Regions from separate parts of the Homo sapiens genome. Here region 1 is linked to region 2. Evidence: read pairs that join two places in POLR2A ChIA-PET (ENCODE). Cell type or tissue: A673. All regions are shown on one strand. Region 1 overlaps MYOM1 (myomesin 1). Region 2 overlaps LPIN2 (lipin 2).

The links. Peaks named below come from ENCODE experiments on the same cell type or tissue, not always from the same donor. Only the 100,000 strongest peaks of a DNase experiment are listed, where the experiment ranks them.
Region 1: POLR2A ChIA-PET joins it to region 2 with 7 read pairs; 2 of 35 experiments call an interaction of 5 or more read pairs at or near these places.

Annotation. Positions count from the first base shown.
Region 1 is chr18:3,079,528-3,084,527 of GRCh38, reverse strand. MYOM1 (myomesin 1) reads left to right here. Exons shown (of 38, transcript NM_003803.4): 32 at 501-539; 33 at 634-739. Among named protein-coding and RNA genes, the nearest start is that of LPIN2, 69 kb to the right of the region's middle. In A673, no CTCF peak of the experiment used is centred here; DNase peaks (open chromatin) are centred at 2,647 and 2,727; H3K27ac peaks cover 1,849 bases.
Region 2 is chr18:2,924,733-2,929,732 of GRCh38, reverse strand. LPIN2 (lipin 2) reads left to right here. Exons shown (of 20, transcript NM_001375808.2): 10 at 575-668; 11 at 1,073-1,142; 12 at 1,922-2,011; 13 at 2,928-3,010; 14 at 4,365-4,509. Among named protein-coding and RNA genes, the nearest start is that of LPIN2-AS2, 40 kb to the left of the region's middle. In A673, no CTCF peak of the experiment used is centred here; no DNase peak of the experiment used is centred here.

The sequences.
Region 1 (5,000 bases), 150 kb before region 2:
CTAACAAACAGCAGAAGTCTGACTAATTTCACCTTCCTACTTTGGGTGGAAGTGGGGCTAAATGTGTTTATTGGCAAAAAGCATTATCAGGCTGATGAAGGCCAGGAGACCTACATGGTTAATTCATTATGAATCGATGACACGGCTAAGAAAATGTCCTCTAATGTAAACTAAGGCTTCCTGGGAATTAAGAAGAAAGAGAATCCCAAAGCCAAGAACCTTCCTAGAAATCTCTTGTGGCCCTTTCTCTAGAATGTAAATATGGCGATTGTGACAAAGAATTCAAGGGAAAAAAAATCAAAATAAGCAGGGATCTTTTAAAACCTGATAAAATTGAACTATTTCCTCAAAGAATACTCATTATCAGTGGGTCGACAAATTCACCTTGTTTCCATTTCCTTTCAACCAGAAAGGGAATTTTTGAGAGCTAAGAATTTGAGATTTAACCTTACATTGAGAATTTTTATGCTAAAGTTTTGGCTCTGAATCTCTCTCCACAGCCTTTAAGGAACTGATGATGGAAGTATGCAAAAAAATAGGTGAGTCAAACATTTCGCACCACAACAATGCTTTATGATCCTCCTGCCAGGAGGGGCATGCAGATGTATGAAATATGCTATTTTCTTCTTTCAGCTTTGTCTGCTACAGACCTGAAAATCCAGAGCACAGCCGAGGGCATCCAACTGTACTCTTTTGTAACTTACTATGTGGAGGATTTGAAAGTTAACTGGTCCCACAAGTAAGTAAATGAGAACTTACTTGCTGTGTAGAAATTCTTTCCCTGCCAGGCGCGGCAGCTCACACCTGTAATCCCAGCACTTTGGGAGGCCGAGGCAGGTGGATCATTTGAGGTCAGGAGTTCGAGACCAGCCTGGCCAACATGGTGAAACCCTGTCTATACTAAAAATACAAAAAAAAAAAAAAAAAAAAAATGAGCTGGGCGCAGTGGCAGACACCTGTAATCTGAGCTACTGGGGAGGCTGAGGCATGAGAATTGCTTGAACCCAGGAGGCGGATGTTGCAGTGAGCCGAGATTGCACCACTGTACTTCAGCCTGGGTGTCAGAGTGAGACACTGTCTCAAAAAAAAAAAAAAAAAAAGAAAAAGAAAAAGAAAAAAGAAAAGAAAGAAAGAAAAAGAAATTCTTTCCCCACTGGAAGAGGGGAGGATAGGGAAAAAATTTTTCTGTTCTTCTCAAGTAAGGAGTCTTCTTAATTCTCAAGTCTGACATTGGTGAGCCCAGGAGATAAACATCCAAGGCATTCTGTTACTGTGAGGTTAGCTCTTTCCCTCAACATGTACATGCTGAGGCCAGTCATAGTTACAGTACATCTTTCTTTGTGATTTAAGAAGTACCATAATTCATAGACATCTCTATAATGCAGCCTCCACCTCCAGACAGTCATGCTTGGGCTCTCTCTGCTGTGCCAGGCATCTGGAGCCACATTCTTACCTTTCTTTCTATACACACGGTTAACACATCTGTGGTCTGGAACAGAAATGAAGCAGTGTGCACCAGGAGGCACCAAATTTCCCATGATATGAATGAATGGGCATTCACCAAAGAAGCCTAATCCAACGAGTGCCCAAGATTATTGTTGTTGTTATAGCATCTGGCAGAGTGAGACATTAGCATGTTTCTGGTCCACTCTCAGAAGGCTTTGGAGATCTCAAGTTGACTTTGGGGAAGGTGAGTTTGAACCTCTGTGCAGTTATACAGGGACTCTATTCAAGTTCACTTCTGGGATTCCAAGAGCTGAAATCAGTTTCCAAATCAAACCAGGCCTCCCATTTACACTCTTGACAGTGTCCTTAACCTCTGTGTTTCCTTGAAATATCCTGAGCTGAAAGAGAACGGAGGCCTGGCAAAGATAATCCAATGGAATGTAGCCACATTCAGTCCAACTTCAGGATGCAAATGTTCCAAACTGCAAATGTTCCTAGGAGCCCCACTGAGAAGAAGGTCACATGGCATCCCCAGGAGGGTGCAGATAATAAGTTTCCTTACACTGTACCCTCAGTGGCATTGACAATATGGGGGGCACTGCTCAAAGCCCTTTACATATGTGAATTCATTTCACATTCACCATTCTACATGGTAGGTGCTCCTCACTTGAGGGATGAGGGAGCTAGGGCTCGGGGAGGTGACCGGCCTAAGGTCACACAGCTAAGAGGTAGGTCAAGGCTGAGCCTAGGCAGCCTGGCTCCAGAGCCCGGTTCATCATGGTACTACCTGCCACTGGATTCCAGCCGTGTGAAGTCTAGATTAGAGATCCCCAAACCCCAGGCCATGGACCGGTACCAGTCCGTGGCCTACTAGGAGCTGGGCCGTGTAACAGGAGGTGAGTGGTGGGCGAGGGAGCGAGCATGACCACCTGAGCTCCGCCTCCTGTCAGATCAGCTGCGGCATTAGATTCTCATAGGAGCGCGAACCCTATTGTGAACTGCGCATGCGAGGGATCTAGGTTGTGCGCTCCTTATAAGAATCTGATGATAAATGTTATGTGCTTGAGTCATCCCCAAACCCACCCCCGACCTGGTCTGTGGAAAAATCGTCTTCCATGAAACCGGTCCCTGGTGCCAAAAAGGTTGGGGACCACTGGGCTAGATTGAACAGTTAGCCAGAGCCAGGCCCCACAAAGCAGCCATTTGTGTTTTCTTTAAGATGACTTTACTGTTATATAAAACAGTGTTTTCGTTAGTATTATGATTTATTATTTCCTGAGTCATAAAAATGAGAATTAGTAAAATTCCAATGTAGAATGCTTGGGGCTTATTCCTTTGTTCTGTTTCTTTCAGAATACATTTTAGGAAAGTAATTATTAGCTAAAATAGATCAAATTCCAGGAAATTCCTCTGTGGCATCTAGGACATTCTAATATATCAGTCTGAAGAATGAGAGAAGTAAAATTCATTGAATCATCAATCAAAAAGCTTTATATCTTCTCTAAAAGAATTAACTTGTTCAAAAATGAGAACACTGAAAGTATGTTTTGAGGAAATTGCTATTAGGCCAGCAAAGCATAAGTATCTTAATTATTTGGTCTAGTCAATCAATTATGTCTCTTGTGTTTCCGTGTACCTATGACATTCAGGGATAAGGATGGTCTTTGCTGTCTGTATGTGGCATAGAGGGGAAAAAAACCCTTGAAACGGATTTTAGTCTTCACTTTGTTCCTATCTTGCCTTATGATCTTAGACAGGTCATTTAATTTTCTGAATCTCAGTTTTCTCTTATATAAAATAGGACCAATAGTACCTATTCCATCGGAAGCACATTACAGATGTAAGGTACCCTTATTCATGTTACCCAGAGATTAAAGATTTAAAACAGATTTATTATAGCAAAGCAGAGGACAATCTTTCTGTTTAACTCTCTCTCTTTTTTTTTTTTTTTGAGACGGAGTCTCACTCTGTCACCCAGGCTGGAGTGCAGTGGCGTGATCCCGGCTCACTGCAACCTCTGCCTCCAGGGTCAAGCAATTCTCCTGCCTCAGCTTCCCAAATAGCTGGGATTACAAGCGTGTGCCACCATGCCTGGCTAATTTTTGTATTTTTAGTAAAGACGAGGTTTCACCATGCTGGCCAGGCTGGTTTCAAACTCCTGACTTCGTGATCCACCTGCCTCGGCCTCCCAAAGTACTGGGATTACAGGCGTGAGCCACCACGCCCGGCCCTGTTTAACTCTCTAAGACACATCTATTGCTCATGCCAAAATCTGTCTTTACATTTTATGGCATCTTTATTTTTAATATCTTTTTAGATAAATAATGTTATTTAAAAAATGTAATATTATTAAAAATGCTAAATATTAGAAAGCTAAAAGCTTTTAGGTAGGAAATTTTTTTTTTTTTGAGATGGAGCCTCACTTTGTCACCCAGGCTGGAGTGCAATGGCGTGATCTCGGTTCATTGCAACCTCCGCCTCCCGGGTTCAAGCGATTCTCCTGCCTCAGCCTCCTGAGTAGCTGGGACTACAGGCACATGCCACCATGCCCAGCTAGTATTTGTGTTTTTAGTAGAGACAGGGTTTCACCATGTTGGCCAGGCTGGTCTGGAACTCCTGACCTCAGGTGATCCGCCTGCCTCCGCTTCCCAAAGTGCTGGGATTACAGGTGTGAGCCACCGTGACCAGCCAGAAAATTTGTTTTTCTATGTTTTCCAAAGTTCATTTTGTTTATTACAACAGACGTAAGACATGCTTGTTTCAGAAAATACATTTATAATAATATAAATTAGAAAAAACTATAATATAATAGTATCCATAGTTTTACCAGCCATAATATGAACATTTTAGGGTACTTCCTGCTAGCCTTTTTTCTATGCATGATGGTTACTATAATAACGTCATTTTATATACCACTTTTTAACGTCATTTTGTATGCCACTTTTTAAACATTTCCTCAGTTTTAATAACTTCTTCATAAAGTTTCTTTTAACATAATTAAAAGTACATCTACCTAGCTTTCTCTTAGTTCGTCTATATCTGTAGTATTTCTACACCAAGATCACACAAAAAAGGGTTGTATTTCCTAATATTCTCTTGCAGAGAATATATTGCATGGGTCTGCTCATGACCTACTGTAGAATTCTGAGAAACTCACATCCCGGGACAGAGAACATGCCTCATTCGTGTTGGCGGCAACTCTGCTTTTCATTCACTCTTGGCTCTACTACCAAGTGCATATTTATCTGTTTTAAATAGCTTTCTAACAACATATGTCAATAGATGTCAGGCACAGATGAGCCTCCATAAGTGTGTTTTTGGACTAGCTTGTAGAATCTGATTTATAGCCATAGATTATCTAGATGAAATATGCAGTAAAATAGTATGTAGTTTGGCCTTTTAGCTTTATAGATTACCCTAGTCCTACAAATAAACCCAAACAAAAACAAAGATAATTAATGCCACCGAGAAGTATTAGTATTGTGATTTGCACTGGGCCTCAGACTGCTATGAGGAGTTATTAACAAATAAATGTTCAGACTGTCACACCTTGG
Region 2 (5,000 bases):
GTTTTCACCGTATTGGCCAGGCTAGTCCCTAACTCCTGACCTCAAGTGATCGGCCCACATCGGCCTCCCAGAGTGTTGGAATTATAGGTGTGAGCCACTGTGCCTGGCCCAAACAATTTTAAGATATGTTTTGATATAATGTAGCTTGCTAAAGCTGTAAGACCCCTATGAATATTCCCCAGTTATGCCGTTGCCTGTCAGTAAAGTTTCTTCCTCTGAGAATAGAACTTCGACAGTTTTCGTGTGTGTGTGTCTGTCTGTCTTTCTGTGTCTGTCTTCCGTCCCTCTCTAGCCACATCTGTATGTATTTTTTTTGAAAGTCTCTGTCATGTCCCTTTTTACTAGTTTGTTTGTTTTCACTGGGAGACAGTGGAAAAGGAGAATAGAAAAGAAGTGTTCTTTCTTGTCCTGGGGAAAAAAAGCGTCTGACATTTTGCTTTTGATGAATATTCAAAAATTAGTTTTTTTAGACAGATGATTTTAGCCTTCAATTTCTGCAATGCAGAGAGTATTATAATCTCATATAGGGATTTATGTAATCTCTAACCAAATTGATTATTATTTTACATTGCAGAAAAATTCATGGAGCATATCATTACTTATCACGAATTTGCAGAAAACCCTGGACTTATAGACAATCCTAACCTTGTAATAAGGATATATAATCGGTAAATACTCCTGCTTTTATAATTGTTAAATACTCTTGCAGTTTTTTTACAAGTGCCATTTTTAACTGTTACTTATAAAAGTGTTCCTTCTTATAAAACTTGTCATCTCATATAAATTAGCCAGTGGGCAATGACTTTGAAGTGAAAGTAAAGCTTCAATTTTATTTTTAAAAGAAGCATTGAAATGTTACTCTGTTTGATAGATTTTACGGCTTCTCTGTTCAGAGAAGTTGTGCTTGAAGCGAAGGTTATTCATGTGACAAAAAATTCAGCTGATCATCTTTATTGAAAAGAATAAGCAATTTTATATGTCACTTCCCTCCTCCCTCCCTCCCTGATTCCCTCCCCTCTCTCTTGCTCACTTTCACTGTGTAATGGTTTTGCACAATTTTTGTTTCTCACAGTTACTATAACTGGGCTTTGGCAGCTCCCATGATCCTTAGCTTGCAAGTATTCCAGAAGAGCTTGCCTAAGGTGAGGCGATCCACCATCTGCTGCCTTTCCGAAAGCATCCGCAGTGTCTAGTACTTACACAAATCCATATGTGCATATTTCTGAACTGGGTACTATTCAAAGTTTTACTTGAGCTTAATATTTAATATAAAAGATCAAAGTCATATGTACCCACTAAAAATATCTCATGCCCAAACTCTGGGAAATTAGCAGGGCTGCCACTTCTTTATTTCATTTTTATTAGACATAAATACTAGTTTCTGATGGTCTGTAAAAGTTGAGAGATTTTACTAATCATAAGTTAAATATGGAATGAATGAAAAAAACTTTTTCTCCCATTAATATGGGAAGAAGCAGCAAGAAGAAGGTGATGTAGCCAAGAGAAGCTTGACATCAGTGTGGTTAGGGCAGATGGTGGCTAACATACCTGTTATATACAAACTCACAATTGGTTTTTAATCTGTCCCCCAAGAAGACATCATCAGCCTAGTTGGTCCTCTTAACTCATGAGAACCACATTTTCCAAAGATAGATAAATGAGATTTGCCCACCTGTCAGCCCCTAAGGTCCTACATAGCAGACCGCCTGGTCTCATGCCACAGAGCTGTGCTGCCATGAAAGCAGGACGGGGTCTGTCTCTCAGAGGTGTTAAAAACGCTAGAGGAATCTGGGAGGTGTGAAGAGAGCATCGGTCACGTTCTCACATTCCATAGTAAGGCCCCGTCCTTCAGGCTAGCATAGAAGGTAGGTGCTGTGTGGCCAGTAGATTGCCCAGACTAACCCAGGTTGGTTGTTTTCAGGCCACAGTTGAGTCCTGGGTGAAAGACAAGATGCCAAAGAAATCTGGTCGCTGGTGGTTTTGGCGAAAGAGAGAAAGCATGACCAAACAGGTAACAGACCTAGAGGTCATTGTTTCCGTGGGCTGAAAGAAATGAATCTTTCATTTATTCAAAAAACCTTTTTGTCAGGCACAGGAATTTGGACTGTATAGGGCTATTTTACCATATAGCAGTTTCCATTTTTGAGCACTTAGGACGTGCAGGTGTTGTCCCAAGTGGTCCTTTACTGTAGCTCAGCACTAGAGATGTTCGAGTTGCCATTTCACAGGTAAGGAAACTTGGGTGCTTCACGAAGTCACATAACTGGTGAGAGACGGAGCTGGGGCAAGACCTTGAGTCTGACTCCAGAGCCTGTGCTCTTTCTGCTTCACTGTATTACCTATCAGATAGGAGCAGAAGGTTATCGTCTGCCTGCATAGTTCCAGATGCAAATAACCAGAATCTGTTCCACCAGGTCTCCATAGAAATTCATCCAGAGAACCATACTAAACAAGCAGCAGAGCAAGTCTTTTTTTCCCCAACACCTTCTGAAAAAGAGGGTTCAGGGAGTTCTCACCTGTTTTTCAAATGTCAGAAGGGAAGTCTTGCCTGAACCAAGTTCATGTCCACGTCAGCAAGGGGGCTGCCTTTCAGTCCCTTCTGCACGTGGTGAGTTACTCCCAGGAGGAGAAGGAAGCTGGGGACCTAACAAGTTTGGGTCGCTTGTATTATGTTTTGTGACTTGAAATGGTGCTCTTAAAATGTTTTCCTTCTGGGTCTGTAGGGACAGTGATTTGCATAGAAGCACATGACTTCTGTCTTAGGTTTCTAATTCTTTGGCTCAGAATAGAGAAAGTCTGGTTTTTGAGCATTTTTAAGTTGTGGGTTCAGAAGGCAGTTGTGTTCTTTCCTAGAGAGGGCTGCTGATGAACTTGGCTTATCTGTAGGGAAAAAATTGCATGTTGCCATTATCATCTTGCTGTTACAGCTGCCAGAATCCAAGGAGGGAAAATCTGAGGCACCGCCAGCCAGTGACCTGCCATCCAGCTCCAAGGAGCCGGCCGGTGCCAGGTGGGTGCCCTGTCCTCTGCCCGGCTCATAGCACTCAGGCCCTCTAGCAGGGCCATTACTTCTAAGTTGATTTTGGCAGCTTGTTTAGTTCTTGGGAGTATCTTCTGCAGATACTACATGCTGTGATATATTTGTGCCACTCAGCAGATGACAACTGCTTTTCTAAAAAACATCACCAGCTTAGAAAAATAAATACCCTGCCTCCTTGTGGAGCCGTGGCGCCAGCGTATGGGAAGGGGCCGTGAGGAACGCTTCAGCCATGTTGGCCCAGGTGCCTCTGCTCCCCCTGCATCCCATCCGGAGCCAAAGGGAGACATACAAAATAATCTCCAGGTTGGCTTGGGTGGGTTTCCTTTCCTGGAAGAAACAGCATTCTTTGGACAGTTAGGGTGAGCAGCCCTGAGAGGAGTTGCTCGCGATACGCCGTGTTCCTGCTTCTGCCTGTCCACCTCCCCCGGCCAGTGCATGCTTGCTTCTCCCAGCCCTTGGCTGTCTCATTTAGTGTCTAAGGCTGAGGGTTTATTTTCTTGCCCCTTACCGCCCCCCATCCTATATCTTTTAAGGGGTGTCTAAAATTTTTCTTACTAGTTTTTGTTTTTTTCTAGAGTCTCACTGTGTCACTCAGGCTGGGGTGCAATGGCATAATCATAGCTCCTCGGCTCATACAATCCTGCCTCGGCCTCCTAAGTAGCTGGGACTACAGGTGTGGGACACCATGCCTGGCTAATTTTTAAATTTGTATTTTGTAGAGACAGGGTCTTGCTGTGTTGCCCAGGCTGGTCTCAAACTCCTGGGCTCAAGCAGTCCTCCTGCCTCAGCCTCCCAAGTAGTTAGGACCACAGACAAGTGTCACTACCCCTGGCTAATTTTTAAATGTTCCGTAGAAACTGGGTCTCCCTATGTTGCCCAGGCTGGTCTCAAACTCCTGGGCTCAAGGTGTCCTCCTAACTCGGCCTCCCAAAGTGTTGGGATTACAGGTGTGAGGCACCGCACCCAGCCGGAGTTTGTTAAATCATTGTAAGCGATTATGTTTTCTTTGATTTGTGCCTTGTGAAACATACATACCCTCTTCAACAAGAGTCAGTAGACCTTCTAGCATTCACTGGGCATAGCAGAAAATAGCAGGTCATAGTCAGAAAGTAAGTGCTTGCCAGTTATGAAAGTGGCCTTATCAGTTAACAATATGAATATTTCAGGCGTACAGAGCTGTGGATATGGGAGAATGGCAGAAGGGATAACTCTACCCATTCCTAGAAAAGATTTAGGATATCTTTATTTTCTTGATCCTAAATGAAAAGCTCTCATCAATAAAATGCCCTGCTGCCTCTTCCGTAACTGGGCTAATGTTGAACAGGCCGGCCGAGAATGACTCCTCGAGTGACGAGGGATCACAGGAGCTCGAAGAATCCATCACAGTGGACCCCATCCCCACAGAGCCCCTGAGCCACGGCAGCACAACTTCATATAAGAAGTCTCTCCGCCTCTCCTCAGACCAGATCGTGAGTCTTGCATGATCTGTGTTGTCCAGTAGGACTTATTTTAGTAATGGTTTAATTTGATGCACATCCTCTTCTGTCCACACGTCCCCAGCTGCATACACGCCACACGGCATGGTCGTGTCAATGCCTATCCACAGTGGAACCACGACCGCCGCCCCCAAGAGCTATCAGGCCCACCTGGGGAACCTGTGGCTTGGGTCCTGCCACCCACCCCAGACCTCCTTCCTCCATCTCTTGAGAGTCAGTCGTACACAGCTAACCCAGCGCTGAGCCAGGTACTGTCTCTTAGGAGCCACAGCAATAGAGAAATGACATTTTAGACACAATTTCTCCTCTTATTTTACACCCTGCCTTTGACCCATTTTCGGTATGAAAAGGTCTTGCTGGGACCAGAGCAGGCTGTGGCTAAAGCAGTAATTCTCAGGTGTGGAGTAAGAGTAGTAGACCTTTTGCTTTGTGGGTGTTCAGAGAAGTCCCTGGAACCCCAAAAT